Regions from separate parts of the Homo sapiens genome. Here region 1 is linked to region 2. A link is an interaction called in ENCODE POLR2A ChIA-PET data of the cell type or tissue named here. Cell type or tissue: B cell. All regions are shown on one strand.

The links. ChIA-PET counts read pairs that join two places held together with the same protein. Peaks named below come from ENCODE experiments on the same cell type or tissue, not always from the same donor. Only the 100,000 strongest peaks of a DNase experiment are listed, where the experiment ranks them.
Region 1: POLR2A ChIA-PET joins it to region 2 with 5 read pairs; 10 of 35 experiments call an interaction of 5 or more read pairs at or near these places.

Annotation. Positions count from the first base shown.
Region 1 is chr6:25,035,501-25,043,500 of GRCh38, reverse strand. LOC102724765 (a long non-coding RNA gene) reads left to right here and starts at 7,360. Exons shown (of 2, transcript NR_187803.1): 1 at 7,360-7,519. It also overlaps a transcript of RIPOR2 not described here. In B cell, a CTCF peak has its summit at 755; DNase peaks (open chromatin) are centred at 280, 790, 1,250, 2,330 and 3 weaker places; H3K4me3 peaks cover 5,671 bases; H3K27ac peaks cover 7,202 bases.
Region 2 is chr6:24,706,236-24,714,235 of GRCh38, reverse strand. It overlaps C6orf62 (chromosome 6 open reading frame 62), which reads left to right. Exons shown (of 5, transcript NM_030939.5): 4 at 5,325-5,459; 5 at 7,974-8,000. Among named protein-coding and RNA genes, the nearest start is that of C6orf62, 8.9 kb to the left of the region's middle. In B cell, no CTCF peak of the experiment used is centred here; no DNase peak of the experiment used is centred here; H3K27ac peaks cover 3,277 bases.

The DNA of each region.
Region 1 (8,000 bases), 330 kb before region 2:
TTGATCAATAACTGTTTGTTCTCTGGAGCAATCTGACATTGCACAGAGGAAAAGCTTGGAACAAAGTAAGCAATCAATGTACTGAGCTTCCCCTGCCAGGGGCAGCTTTAGAATGTCTATGTAAGAGAGTCTTCAGCCACATATTTGGAAGAGGCTGTAGCACCTAAGTGTGGTATTATAGCCAACATAATGTATTTAGTTAGAGTGTATTTTTACTTGGGGAATTTTGAGGAGGAGCTGATGGAGATTTAGGGGGCTGACTAAAACTGCCCCAAACCACCCCTTGATGTACCACTTCCCCATGTAAACCCCTGTATGTTGCAGCTCAGAAAGAGGAATATACAGTTCTCGCCACCAAGAAGCTTACTCAGTATTTGAATGTGGGCAATTTTTTTTTCTTTTCTCTTTTTTCTTCATACAGTCTTTCTCTGTTGCCCAGGCTGGAGAGCAAAAGTGCAATCATAGCTCACTGCAACCTTGAACTCTTCCCTCAGGCAATCCTCCTGCCTCAGCCTCTGGAGTAGCTGGGACTATAGGCACACACCACCAAGACCAACTAATTTTAAAATTTTTTGTAGAGATAGGGTCCTGCTGTGTTGCCCTGGCCTCAAGTGATCCTCCCACCTCAGCCTCCCAAAGCGCTGAGATTACAGGTGTGAGCTACTTCATCCAGCCTGGATGCGTGCTTTAAAAGAAATCAGAGAACAAACAAAACGCCTAACAAATTTGGGCAGTGCAGACATGGGCCACCTGCAGGTGAGAGCAATAGGTGCGTGGAGGACAGCCCCATGTCTATGGCTTCAGGAAAGCCTCATGTAAAATGAGGCTTTGAAGTATGAACTAGTAGGTGAGGGGCAAGTGTGATCGTAGGTGGAGAAAAAGAATGGGTGAGAAAATTCAAATAGACATATTTGAAGACAGTGCACTGGGCAGATTAACTGGTGAAAAAGAAAGTATGAAATCACTTATGTTGGTTATCACCGAATCATTCTTTCAGTCAACAAATATTTATTGCTCACCTACCAAGTGCCAGGCACTATATTAGATACCGGAGACCCAGCAGTAAATAAATCATACGCCCTAAAAGGTAAGGGGTGTTGCTCTGATTCAGCTCTAGCAGCAAAGCTCTGCTCTTCATTTCTGCCTACAGAGAGGGATTCCCATTTCAGCCCATTCCTGCGTGCAGTCAGACACACCTGCCCTCCCCCTGCCATTGCACGGCTCCTCTGACGCGAGGGCAGACACAGGAGCCCGGTGATCGTCTCTGCTTGAATAAATTACCGCCCCATCATCTTCATGCATAAAACATGGCACAGGAGGCTAGGGCAGCCCAGCACAGCAGCTGCCTTCGGGCCAGTCGGAAGTTAAGGGAAGGAAAGGCAAGGCAAGTTACAAGATAAAAGAAGTCAACGGAAGCCTCAAATACTCTTTTTTTTTTTTTTAAGAAAAGAACAAAAAGGGGGGGGTTAAGTTTTCTTTTTCATTTTTATACGTCTGGACTTAACTTCCAGGATAGCTGCAAGACCCTTTTGTTCCTTTGCCATGAGCAGGTTTTAGGCCGCTCTGTTGGGACCATGGTGTTACCTTCGCGATTACACTGGATCAGAAACAGGCCATGGAGGGACAGGATCCGGAGGCGCCAGCTCAACCGTGAGTGTCCCGTCTGGTGTTACCTACTCTCTGCCTTTGTTTTCCACACTTTCCCGCAACACACTCATTTCTTGCCCTCTGCAAATCTTCTCCAATCTTTCCCCCTTCCTCCTCTCTTCCACTTTCCTGTGCTCCGTTTTCCAATGGACTTTGGTATTTTTTTACCGACTCTCTCTCTTCCTATTTCCTTCCCAGCCCTATCCTAATTAGAGGTAACTAGATACATTTTGTTTCAAGTGGTGAGCAAGACAGGGCCACAGGGCCTCTTTTCTTTATTTCTCCAACCAGATGGAAAATACAAATAAATATTTACATCGGTCAAGGAGTCATGTGAATTGGAATTTTTGTTTATTACAGTGGGGAAAAAAATGGAACATCTGAATCAAACAGGTTATCAGCAGTGTCGCTAGATGAGGTGAAATTCAAGGATCAGTGAGTCATATTTCCTTTAAAGGGCCCAATTGTATGCTTCTTAAATTATCAAACTCACAACTGAGTAGACAGGAACTCTAACCAAAAGGGAGTTTTTAGTGCTGGAGTAATCTGAGAATGAAAAAGCATTTCCTATGTATGCCAAGACCATTTCTCATGAACAAGTAACAAATTTGTGTGTGTCTGTTTTTAGAGATGTTTATTTATCTCAGATGTCAGCAAATTCAAATGGGTGGAGGGCTGGGCTGCTAAGAAGAATGAGTGAAAGGGGTCTGTTTTCACAGGGGTAAGGAATAGTTCACTTTCTTCCTGTCTCTGTTGTGAGAAAAATGATAGTGAAAGCATGATGATAAATGACAACTGACATTTGGCCTCAATATGAGGTAGCAATAGGCAGTGGTAGAGGGTGCAGCAAATGGGGAAATATGTGTCCCATCATAGTGGGGCACCCACCATTCAATGCCATCAGATTGTTTCCATGAGGAATGGGGTAGAGGTTGGTGGATTTTCCAATTTTTCAAAAAAAGCAGGCAGATGCGGTAGCTCATGCCTGTAATCCCAGCACTTTGGGAGGCCAAGGCGGGAGGATCATGACGTCAAGAGATCGAGACCACCCTGGCCAACATGGTGAAACCCTGTCTCTACTAAAAATACAAAAATTAGCCGGGCGTGGTGGTGGACGCCTGTAATCCCAGCTACTCAGGAGGCTGAGGCATGAGAATCACTTGAACCCAGGAGGTGGAGGTTGCGGTGAGCTGAGATCGTGCCATTGCACTCTAGCCTGGGCAACAACAGCGAAACTCTGTCTCGAAAAAAAAAAAAAAAAGCAAGAAACACTAATTTCTATGTGAAAGCTCTCAAGTTTAAATGTTGGCAGTTTATTCTTTGAATTTTAAATATGTAATACCAATGTTCTGAGGCAACGTGTGACAACTGTGGACCACCAGTAGCCAAGCCCTGGTTTATGTGCTAGGTGTTGTTCTCATTAGAAGTCCATCACACAGGCCGGGCGCGGTGGCTCACGCCTGTAATTCCAACACTTTGGGAGGCCGAGTTGGGCAGATCACCTGAGGTGAGGAGTTGAAGAGCAGCCTGGCCAACATGGTAAAACCCCATCTCTACTAAAAATACAAAAATTAGCCAGGCGTGGTGGTGGGCACCTGTAATCCCAACTACTCAAGAGGCTGAGACTGGAGAATCGCTTGAACCCAAGAGGCGGAGATTGCAGTGAGCGGAGATTGTGCCATTGTACTCCAGCCTGGGCGATGAGCGAAACTCCATCTAAAAAAAAAAAAAAAGTAGAAGTCTATCACACAGTGTTCTTTATGCCTAGATGCCTAGTTATATGTTGGCAACTCTTCCTTATGTGTTAAAAGCCCCTGGTATAGACAATTAAATTAAGATGAATGAGTGGCTTAGGAACATGTATCCAAAATAGTCACAGTCTACTAGTTTCGGAGGCAAGCTGAGCTGGTTGGATTCCAAATGACAATTCAAAGACAAGCAAACAATTTGCATCAAGCAAAATACTTCTTTTTCTTTGATATAATTGAAGAAGCCATCAGTTTTCTCTGGGCCTTTACCTTCTTGATCATGTTTCTTTTACTTGCGCGTACCTTAAATTTAAATTCCAGTTTTTATGAAACTTCATTCTATATCTGTAGGAAATTAGTTGTGATCCTAAGTTTTAATCCAATACCTCCGTTATGGAATCCGTCACTGAGAAAAGCTGGATTATGGATCTGCATGGTTTCACTAGTATGGATGGGAAGTCGGCCTATACTCTTAAAATAAGAGTTATCAGAAAAGCCTGCTTTACTACAGAAATTTCACTTAAATTTTGAGACTAACATCTGAATACTGTGCTGATTTCTGCATGGTTTTAATATGAAATGATATATTAATAGATGTTGAATGTAAGCTCAACATTAAGCAGGCTGGTCCTGACCTCTTTGGCATAATGCCTAAGGAGGGAATTCTGATATTCTTCCAGGATGGTCAAGAGCCCTGCTGCATGAGAGTCAGTGTGAGTTAGAAACAGGAACAGGATCAAGTGACATTTTTGGAGGGTTGCATTTTCCAACTCACAAAAGACCTGTGCATGTTTGCAGGCAGCGAATCAGAGAAAGTGGAAAGGGAGAAAGAGTGAAGACACCTGCGAGGGAAGGACGCTTATCACTGCAAATGTCAGCCTGCAAGGGTGGCCCTCAACAATATTTTGCAGCTGCTAAAATCTGCTTTGATAACGTTTCCTGTCTTCTTTCTCTGAAGCTTTTCTCATAGGTCAGCGTTTCCTCCAACTTGGGGACTCAAGTTATATAATCCTTTGGGGTTATTTTGTCATTAAGAAAAATAAATTAGTAAACCCCTTTTCTTTAAATACACAGAGGGACCTTGAATGGCGATAGGAGGGACATGTGCCACCACTGTCCATTTCCATGCCCATGCAGACATTGGTAATCAACCACAGCTCTCTCCTTTTTCCCCACGGGGGCCAGGCCCTGGCTTGGAATCCTTTCTAATATAGTGCCTTAAGCTGCCATGTCTAATCAATTAGAATTGCCTCACTGGTTGAAATTTATGTTTGTTTTCTAGTGCTTTGTAACAAATTACCACAAGTTTATTGCCTTAAAACAACATACATTTTTTATCTCACAGCTTCCATGGGCATGAATTAGCTGGATTCTCTGCTCAGGGTCTCCCAAGGCTGCAATGAAGGTGTTCTCTGGGGCTGCAATCTCATCTAAGGCTCAGGGTCTCCTTCCAAGCTCAATGGTTGTGGGCAGAATTTAGTTCCTTGCAGTTGTAGGCCTGAGGCCTTCAGCAACTAAAGGCCACCCATTGTTCTCTGCCACATGACCCTCTCCATAACATGGTAGTTTGCTTCCTCAAGGCCAACAAGGGTCTTTTGCTGCTTATAGACTCTTCTTTAAAGGGCTCACCTGATTAGGTCAGGCCCACCCAGGATAATCTCTCTTTTGATTAGTTAAAAATTGACTGATCAAGGACTTTAATTACATTTGAAAAATCCCTCATTTTTGCCATATAACATAATCTAATCACAGAAGTAAAATCTCATCATATTTATACCCAAGGTTCAAGAACTATACAGAACCTGTATGCCAAGGGGCAAGAATCGTGGGGCCATCTTCAAATTCTGCTTACTACAAAACCTAATTGTCATCTTTGCAATAGAACTTCGATTTTGAGCTACTGGAAAGCTTTAGGTTTTTTGTTTGCTCATTTGTTTGTTTTTGTTTTACTTTTTATTATGAGAATTTTCAAACATTCAGTAAAGTTGAGAAAATAGTATAATGAATCTTATATATCTATCACCTAAATTTAACAATTATTAACATTTTGCCATATTTGCTTCATCTAATTTCCTGTTGAAACATTTAAAAATAAATCAGACATTATGACATTTTAGTAAGAGCGTCTCTAAAAAATAAGTACATTTTTCTACATAACTGCGTAATAAAATTAACAATGATCCCCACATATTATTTAATACCCGGACCATATTCAAATCTCCCCAGGTGAGAACAAATCCTTAATAAGCTCTGCATGCCTGTAACCCTTAGTAAAATACCTGGTACCTCATCTACTCAATAACCGTTTGGGTTCCATCAAAATTAAACTCATAGTAAAGCAATGGATCCCAAAGTTCATCTTCCCTAAGCCTTCCTCACTTCTTCCTTTCACCCCCAGAATCTGTAATGAAATATTTATTTTCTTTTCTAGTCCATAGCAGTGTAGTAAAAAAATAATAATAATAATCAAACCAAGGTATGAGAACGGTAATATGTTACCCTTCTTAGGGATATTTGAATTTTAAAAGAGGCCAAAGGTCACTACAAAGACACACATGTGTGATACTGAGCAGACATTCGGGAGAAGGACCTATCTGGTGTCCTGTAAACCCTGTCAAGCTGCTTACCTGTGACCTGCCCAGGTAAAGAGGAGTATAGACACAGCAACAGCCCGTGGGTGCCTGGGCCTTCTACATGATGACAGCAGGGTCAGGGCAGGGCACGGGAATGAGGGGTGGGCACAGATAACTGAATGCCCCGAGAGCCTTTCTTTCCTTTAGTCTGCCACAGTTGGGGTGGGCGATTAAAGGAAAGAAACCCTGAAAAGTATATAAGCTTTGACAACCAGGAGATTTGGCTTCAAATCCTGCTTCTACAACTTCTTAGCTGTTGGCCTGTGGGCAATTTATTCCACCTCCCTGAATGCCCACTTCCTCAACCTTAAAATGCTTATTACAGTAACACCCACCTCCCATTGTTATTGGAGGGGATTAAAAGACATAAAATATGTCAAGTGCCTAGCACAGTTCCTGGCAATGTAGCTATTGGGAGCTGAGGGCCTAAAAATGGTAATAGTGGCATTTGAGGCAGTATGAAGGGCTTACCATTGCCACCTCCACATTTTTTCCCAAAATAATGGGAGACATGTCATACTGGAGAAGGCATCCCCATCTTCCTCAGCCAGGCACCCTACCCTCACATTCAGCTGGCTTACACCACACCACACAGGAGGCAACACAGATACACTAGGGAAAAACTGATCTTGGCCCCTAGGGGTGTGACTCCTGTTCTTCTGGGAAAATGGAGTGTTTGCCCCCACAGAGGATCTCCAGGCTATTTTCAGTACAAGTAAATGCAACCAGATGACAGAGCCCACTTGGAACTTGTTTCGCCTCTTTAAAAAGTTGAACTCTAGCCTAGCGTGGTGGCTTACACCTGTAATTCCAATGCTTTGGGAGGCTGAGGTGGGAGGATCACTCGAGGCCAGGAATTAGAGACCAGCCTGGCAACATAGCAAGATCCTGTCTCTATAAACATTTTTTTTTAAGTTAGTGGGCATGGTGGTGTGTGCCTGTAAACCCAGCTACTCAGGAGGCTGAGGCAGGAGGATTGATTGAACTTAGGAACTGGAGGTTACACTGAGCTATGATCATGCCACTGCACTCCAGCCTAGGTGACAGCGCAAATGCTGTCTCAAAAAACAAAACAAAACAAAACAAAAACCCGTTGAACTCTGTTAGGTAGAGCTTTGATGGAGGCAGCCACTGGTTAGCACTTTTTGTGGACTCCAATCAGAGGAATGGAAATGAGTTTTCTCTGTCCCACTGAAAAGACAACAGTGACAAAGCTGATATGCACTTGAGATTAGGGAATCTGCTGTCTCAGAGATACCACTGGCGACTTCCTCCCAGTGTCAATGTGACTTAATTGTCTTGTTCTGCTTCGCCGGCCATTCTCCTGACTCAGTGTGATGGCATTCTTAATTGTGACTGGGCAAGGGGACCTGGTCAAGCAGCAGTCTGAATCCCACAGACGATGCCCTGGACTGTGGTTGGGGCTGTGGGACTTCGAAGGAGGGCTCTCCTGTCTGCCACCATCCTGGGTTGACAATTCTACACAAGGAGGTAAGAACCCAGCTGGCTATTCCTCACTGCACGTGCAGCTCTGGAAGGCACTCTGATTCATAGAAACAGTCTTAGATTTTCTTCTAAATACCACTGTCTTCAGATGAGAACCTGAAGGCAAGATCTCAGGGAGACAGAGGGGCCCGGGATAGGAAGAATATGTGGGCACCTCTCCCACAGTCCTCCATCTGCACAAGGCTACCCACTCTGCAGATGGCCCCTGCTTGCAGAGAGATCCAGCGTCAATTTACAGAGCAGCCCAGCTTCCTATCAGCTTTCTGTCCTGGCTCACCTGTTATCTGGCAAGGGTCAGGCCTTGACCACACTCATGTTTCTCCCCCGGCCTCCTCCACTCTGGGATTTTGTACCGGTATGGGGAGGCACTACGGTTGCAGATTTAGCTTTTCAGCGTGGATACAAGCACCCAAGTGTCCCAGACCACAGCAGAAACCGTGTTGCTGCCGTTTCCAACCTGCTGATT
Region 2 (8,000 bases):
GGGAAAATGGTTTCTGATAGTTTTATTTCACGAGTCTCCCCTATTTAGAATATTGTGATGCAAGAGAAGAAAGCGTTTGGATTATAGAATCTCTTGACAGTGTGGTGGTTCCACCTGCCCAGTGTGGCTTTGAAATTATGACTAGAGAAAATCTTTTAAAGTGGACATTTACTGATTTATAGAGGGGCCCACAGATGAGCTTCTGAGATCTGTAACTCTTGAAGCCTTCACCACACATCCTTCTAAAACCGTATATTTAACTGCTGCTTCCCAAAGGAATGTGATCTGAAATGGGTGAAGAAATCATTTTGTAGAAGTTGATCTGTATATAAAATTATAGAAGAAAGAAGTAAATTTAGTAGTCATTCTTAACCTTAAAATCTTGCTGACTTTTGACTGTTTGTCATGGTATACTAGACATTGCTCAAGTGAATCCCCCCTCTAGTGTTAAGGGCATTTACTCATGTTGAACCTAGTTTTATTTACAGTATATTTGTATGCATAGAAGATGGAGGTCCACCAAAGTGTTAATTATGCTTAGTTGTAGGTCAGGTATAGCTAACTTTCCTTTTTTAATATATATATTTACATTTGTGTTTCCTTTATAATTTATGGCATAGATTGCCACGATTTTCTTAAGTATACTTTTATAATCAGAAAAATGATATTAAGGACTCATTTTAAGTACACTAAATCAAATATTAGAAGGCTTCTTTATTTTAAGCTAATTGTGAGGATTATTTGTCATTTAAAACTTTTGCTTCTACTTATTACCCTGAAGTATCTTTGTGGTGCTTATGTTTTTCACAGACTGTATAAATTGATATACTCTCCCGCCCCATGGTAATGTTGCTACACATAAGCTCTAATAATTATCATTTTTAATGTTTTAAGATTAATTCAACTAAGTTTTAAAAATAATCCATTGGTTACATACATAAGAAAGTACTGTATACAGATTCCCCTGACTTATAATGGTTCGACTTAAGATTTTTTCAACTTTACCATGATGTGAAAGCCATATGAATTCATTGTGCTCCTCGATTTATGATGGGACTACATCCAGGTGAAGTCATTGTAAATTGGAATTGTTGTAAGTTCAAAAGTCACTTTTTGATTTAAAATACGTGTAACTTACACTGGGTTTATCAGGATGTAACATCACAAGTCGTGGAGCATCTGTATTTCGGTCATTTAATGGATGATATCTGACTGAAGGGAGAAAATGAATATAAAAGGCATGAAAACAGGAATAGAAAAGGCATGTTTAAAGTTCTCAGCGCAGGGCTGATAACTCTAGCTGCTCTCTGGAGGTGGTGTTAGGATTTTGTTGTTTTTTAGTTAAGGATTTCCCACTGGAAAAATGTAGGTCTGCTTATTACAGTATGTTTTCAAATTTCTAATACCCTGCCTTTCCCACTGGGACCTTATTTGAAATAGTTGAGTTAACTTTAGTCTTGTGTCAAATAGTACTCTTTGAAGTCATGGCTGATGTTTATTGAGAGTTGACTGTACTAGTTTCAGCTTTTTTTTTTTTTTTTTTTTGAGACAGAGTCTCACTCTGTTGCCAGATTGGAGTGCAGTAGTGTGATCTTGGCTCACTGCAACCTCCTCCTCCTTGCAACCTCTGCCTCCGCCTCCCTGGTTCAAATGATTCTCCTGCCTTAGCCTCCCGAGTAGCTGGGTCTACAGGGACATGCCACCACGCCCAGCTAATTTTTGTATTTTTAGTAGAGACGGGTTTTCACCATGTTGGCCGGGATGGTCTCGATCTCTTGACCTCGTGATTCACCCGCCTCGGCCTCCCAAAGTGCTGGGATTACAGGTATGAGCCACCATGCCCGTCCTTTTTTTGAGACAGGGTCTTGCTCTGTCGCCCAAGCTGGAGTGTGGTGGCGTGATCTTGGCTCACTGCAACCTCTGCCTCCCAGGTTTGAGCCGTTCTTGTGCCTCAGCCTCTTGAGTAGCTGGGATTATAGGCGCATGCTATGACACCCAGCTAATTTTTGTATTTTTTTTGTAGAGACGGAGTTTTGCTATGTTGGCCAGGGTGGTGTCCTTGACCTCAAGTGATCTGCCTGGCTTGGCCTCCCAAAGTGGTGGGATTACGGGTATGAGCCACCACACTTGGCCTTAGACTTTCTCTTACTTTATATATATTTAATCTCAGTCCTTAAAATAACTGGGTAGATAGGAAGAAACTGAGACAGAAATTAGGTAAATAAGGCCCAAGGCAGTTAAATAGGATAAAAGCCTGGACTGACTGTGCTTTTAACTCACTACCCTGTACTGTGAAAATTTACCTATATTAATTATAGAATCTTAAAATTCTGGACTGAGTGTAAGCAGTATGATGTAGGTAATGACTTTAGAATTCAACTGCAGTAAGTAGGTTAATATTGTAAGAACTAATTTGCTTTTCTGAAGTAATTTAAAATGTGTGAATATCCTATATGAGGGGCCTTAAATATAACTCACTCAGTTCTTTCTCAAAGAAAATGAGAAAAGGAATGGTAAATGTTAACTTGCAGGCCTCTTTTTTTTGTTTTTTGTTTTTTGACTCTTAAAGCACTTTACTTATTTTTAAAATTTAATTAATTTTTTGTAGAGATGGGGTCTCACTTTGTTGCCCAGGCTGGTCTTGAACTCCTAGGTTCAAGTGATCCTCTTGCCTCAGCCTCCCAAAGTGCTGAGATTACAGGTGTGAGTCACCGTGCCTGGCCTTTTGAAGCACTGTAAAACCTGAATATATGGGTAGTGAGGATATAATCGGAACCAGAATAAGGATTGTTTTTAAATACTGAGTTCTTCAGTGTACTGTGAAGTGCTGGGAGGTACTACTAAAATGTATCTCTTCTTTTCTCTTCATTATTAATGCTACTGCCAAGGTTAGCTCCTCCCCTGACTGTTAGAATATTTCGTTACTTCTGTGGGAATTACTTCTTTCATGCTGCTTATGAGAAGTTGTGTGTGTGTGTTTGTGTGTGTGTGTGTGTACCATTTCTTTTCAGATAAGTGGATATTCAATATGATAGAATTGAAATGCTAAAGAACTATAAGGAAGGCCTTTTTCAGTCTCACTCAAACCTTTTTTCAGTGTGGTTACCGGTTCTTGCACCCACCCTGGTTGCTTACCATATTGCAGCTTTGTTACTTGAATAGTATTTCAGTTTTTAACACATTTGTTTTTGTGTTGGTTCTGTTTCCTAGTATGGCTGTTTTTTTTGTTTTGTTTTGAGATGGTGAGATGGGGTATTACTCTGTCATCCAGGCTGGAGTGCAGTGGCATAGTCATGGCTCACTGCAGCCTTGAACTCCCAGGCCCAAGTGATCCTCCCACCTCAACCTCATGAGTAGCTGGGACCACAGGTGTGCACCCCATGCCCAACTAATTATTTTTGTAGAGATAGGATCTCACTGTGTTGCCCGGGCTGGTCTCAAACTCCTGGCCTCTAGTGATCCTCCCGCTTTGGACTCCCAAAGTGCTGGGATTATAGGTCTGAGCCACCATGCCCAGTCAGCGTTTATCAGATTACTTACCATTACTACTTTGTCCTGGGGAAATCCTCTTAATCTTTAAAGGCGCAATCCAAAATCATAATGTTCCCGTGTTACTTACTGTTACTTTTTTTTTTTTCTCCTATAGTGGTTTGATGATAAGAACCCAATTTGGGCCGGGCGCGGTTGCTCACGCCTGTAATCCCAACACTTTGGGAGGCTAAGCCAGATGGATCACCTGAGGTCGGGAGTTTGAGACCATCCTGACCAACATAAAGAAGTCCTATCTCTACTAAAAACACAAAATTAGCTGGGCGTGGTGGTGCATGCCTGTATTCCAGCTACTTGGGAGGCTGAGGCAGAAGAATCGCTTGAACCCAGGAGGCGGAGGTTGCAGTGAGCCGAGATCGCGCCATTGCACTCCAGCCTGGGCAACAAGAGCGAAATTCCGTCTCAAAAAAAAAAAAAAAATTGGAGTTTTACAGATAACCACATCTTATTCTGGGAAAGGATTTGAAGCAAGTTGGGTTTTATATTTGGCTGTACTTGTCCTCTTCAGCAGTATAATAAGCCCCTTAAGGCTGAAGTAACCTTATTCCTATTGTTTAGTAGCTAATAGCATGCTTTTGATATGCTTATGATCATACTAATAATTTAATATTTGAATTGTATGGAAGTACAATTCAGTATCATTTTACATATGGTATATTGTGATGCTGTATCATATTTTATGTTACGGTTTATAAGAAAAGCTCCTAGGTATAAAATGCTACATAGCAGGAACTTGGTTTTTCAATGTTATTATTTCCTACTGTTTTTGACGTAACGGCAATAAAATTTGTTTGAACCAAAATGGACTAACAATTATTTGTACAACTCAGTATTGTCTAAATATCATATTGTTAAATCTAGGTTTCTTGAATTCTCCATCAAGCCTGGTCATGTCATGTAGCATTTGGTGTCTCACCATGCCCAACAGATATTTTGTGGGAGGATGGAGTTGATCTTCCTCATGTTAAAAGATTGAAGGGAGTGTTCTGACTTAATTGATAACAGTCTTTCATAACTTCACAAATTTTTGAGAATGACCCAAGGCTAACTGTGGGAAAAATTCACATAAAAACATAGCCTATCTATGAGGAGCAAAACTATATTTCAGTTGTGGGCTTTACATTTCATTTAACCCTCTTAACTGTCCTGTGAAATGGGTTACAGCCTTATTTTATAGATGAGGAAGCTGAAGTTTAAGGGATTTGCATACGGTCACGTAACTAGTGAGTTGTGCAGCTAGGGTTAGAATAAACAGATTTATTTTTTTTTTTTCTTAGAAACAGCAATTAACAATGTGACTCCTAATCAAAAGAAAAGAGATGTCCTTGGGGCTTAAAGTACTATGGTGGGAGTCTTGGACTGAGTAGGTTTGAAAATACAATTTTATGATCGTGGAGTACTAGGATTTAGTCATTTTGATGCAGAGCATTTCCTGATCAACTGCTGTTGTGGAGTGTACTGTCCAATAGAATTCTCTACAATTAAGGAAATGTTCTGTATCTCAAGAGATTGTTCTTAATGGTGGCCAGTAGTCATGTGACCGTTGAGCATTTGAAATGTGGCTAGTGCTACTGAAGAATGGAATTGTAAATTGCTTTTAATCTAAATTTTGCCTGTGATATTATTGGCTGTGGGTTTGCCAAAATTTGTTTTTTTAAAGAGGAAAAGATAACGGACTGTTGGCTGCTTTATTGGACAGCACAGCTAGCATATAGATGCAGATAGGTAGTATAACTTGTTTGTAGTTTAATATAAATGTTGTATTTTGTAATTAGGCCAAATTTGAGTTTCATCATGGTGACTATGAAAAACAGTTTCTGCATGTACTGAGCCGCAAGGACAAGACTGGAATCGTTGTCAACAATCCTAACCAGTCAGTGTTTCTCTTCATTGACAGACAGCACTTGCAGGTAAGCAGCTTTTTTGAAAACCACTTACAGGCTCATTCAAAAACTTATTGGTTAGTAAACGTTTTATATACAAGTTACTTAATTGTTGTGTCCCCCAAACACTGCATTATTTTTGAAGTTATTTAAAAAGCAAAAAATAGGCTGGGCATGGTGGCTCATGCCTGTAATCCCAGCACTTTGGAAAGCCGAGGCGGGCATATTGCTTGAGCTCAGGAATTCCAGACCAGCCTGGGCAACATGACGAAACCCCATCTCTACAGAAAATATAAAAACTAGCCAGGCATGGTGGCGTGTGCCTGTAGTCCCAGCTACTGGGGAGGCTGAAGGGGGAGGATTGCTTGAGCTTAGGAGGCTACAGTGAGATCTTGTCACTGCACTCCAGCTTGAATGACAGAACGAGACCCTGTCTCAAAAAATAAAATGAATTTTTAAAAAAGTATTTCCCAGGCCTCACTGTAGAACAATGGTTCCCAAATTTTGCTGCATGTTACAGCAACCTGGCAAGCCTTTTTTTTTTTTTTAAACGGGAAAAAACCCACCTCCTTCGAAGCTTTTAAAAGTCATGATTCTAGTGAACAGTAGTGAGAACTATTGCCCTAAAGCGTGTCTACCAGATGTGTGGGCAATGGATGAACATCACTTGAGAACTTGTTAAAAATATAGACTCTCAGGCTCTACTAATCAGAGTCTGCACTTTAAACAGAACCCTCAGGTGATTTGAAACACACTTTGTTTCCAGAAGCACTGACCTGGACGTTTTTTTTTTTCTTGAGAGGGAGTCTCTGTCGCCCAGGCTGGAGTGCCGTGGCGCAATCTCAGTTCGCTGCAAGCTCCACCTTCCGGGTTCACGCCATTCTCCTGCCTCAGCCTCCCGAGTAGCTGGGACTACAGGTGCCCGCCACCACGCCCAGCTAATTTTTTTTTTTTTTTGTATTTTAGTAGAGACAGGGTTTCACCATGTTAGCCAGGATGGTCTCAATCTCCTGACCTCATGATCTGCCTGCCTTGGCCTACCAAAGTGCTGGGATTACAGGCGTGAGCCACCGCAACCGGCTGACTTTTTAAATCTAAAAGGATGAGGGACATATATTTAAAAGATCCACATTTATTTCAAATAAGCACTTCCATTTGGGCACAGTGTCTCACACTTGTAATCCTAGCATTTTGGGAAGCCGATGGGGGAGGATTGCTTGAGTCCAAGACCAGCCTGGGCAACAGAGTGAGACGACATCTCTACAAAAAATCAAAGAAATTAGCCGGACATTGTGGCGTGTTCCTGTGGTCCTAGCTACTCTGGAGGCTGAGGCAGGGGAGAATCACTTGAGCCCAGGAGTTTAGAGTTGCAGTGAGCCATGGCACCAACACACTCCTGCCTGAGTAATGCAGCGAGACCCCATCTCAAAAAAAAAAAAAACACCGCCAACAACAAATAACCACTTCCCAGTTAAGCAGCAATCCAAGTATTGCAATTTAGTTTTTAGATGCAGCCACTTGCTGGCTGTATGATCTTGGACAGGTAACTGCTGTGAGCATGTTGCTTCTGTGAAATTGAACAAATGATAATCCTAAGGTTGTTAAATTTAACGTAAGGTTGTTACATTTAAAATTAACTAATACAAGTAAAGTATATTACATATGTATAGGTTTATTTACATTTGTAGGCTACTTCAGACATCTTCAAAGTCAGAGTCCTTATTTTGCCTTTTAGAGGTGCTAGATAGTGAAGAAAAGATGAACTTTGTAATTAAGTTGGATGTTCAAATGGTAACTACTTTTTAAAAATAAGGGTTTTGATTTAACTGGTAATACTTTGGCTTTTTTCTAGTCCCTTACCCCAGGATATGCTTAAATCTTTTATTTATTTTTTGAGACAAGGTCTCAACTCTGTCACCACGCTGGAGTACACTGGCATATGGATCATGGCTCACCGCAGCCTTGACCTCCTGGGCGCAGGTTATCCACCTCAGCTTCCCGAGTGGCTGGACTACAGGCGTGTGCCACCACATCCAGCTAATTTTTATATTTTTTGTAGAGATGGGTTTTCGTCATGTTGCCCAGAATGGTCTTGAACTCTTGGGCTCAAGCAATCCTCCTGACTCAGCCTCCCAAAGTGCTGGGATTACAGGTCTGAGCCACCACACCCAGCCTTAAATTTTTACCTATTCCTTCATCCTCTCACTAGCTTCTATTCTTACCACATCTGCTTTATCTTCCTCTATATAAAAATGACTTCAAACTTCTCAAAATCTGTCCCCATGAAATGCCTTTAGCTTTAATTTCTTCTAGCAAGTAGTCTCTGGTTTACTTCCCTAACTTTTTATCTTCTAATTCTGCATAAATTTTTCCTTTATCTTATATGGCAAGATTTTGTCTGTCTAGAATATGGATAGGGACTACAATTTGTCCCTTACTCTGTATGTTAAGATGTTTAATAAATTGTGGGAAATGGACTTCATGTGACAGTTACGCTAAAGTCTTATTTTTAAAAAATATTAAAATGTTTTCCCCTTCCAGACTCCAAAAAACAAAGCTACAATCTTC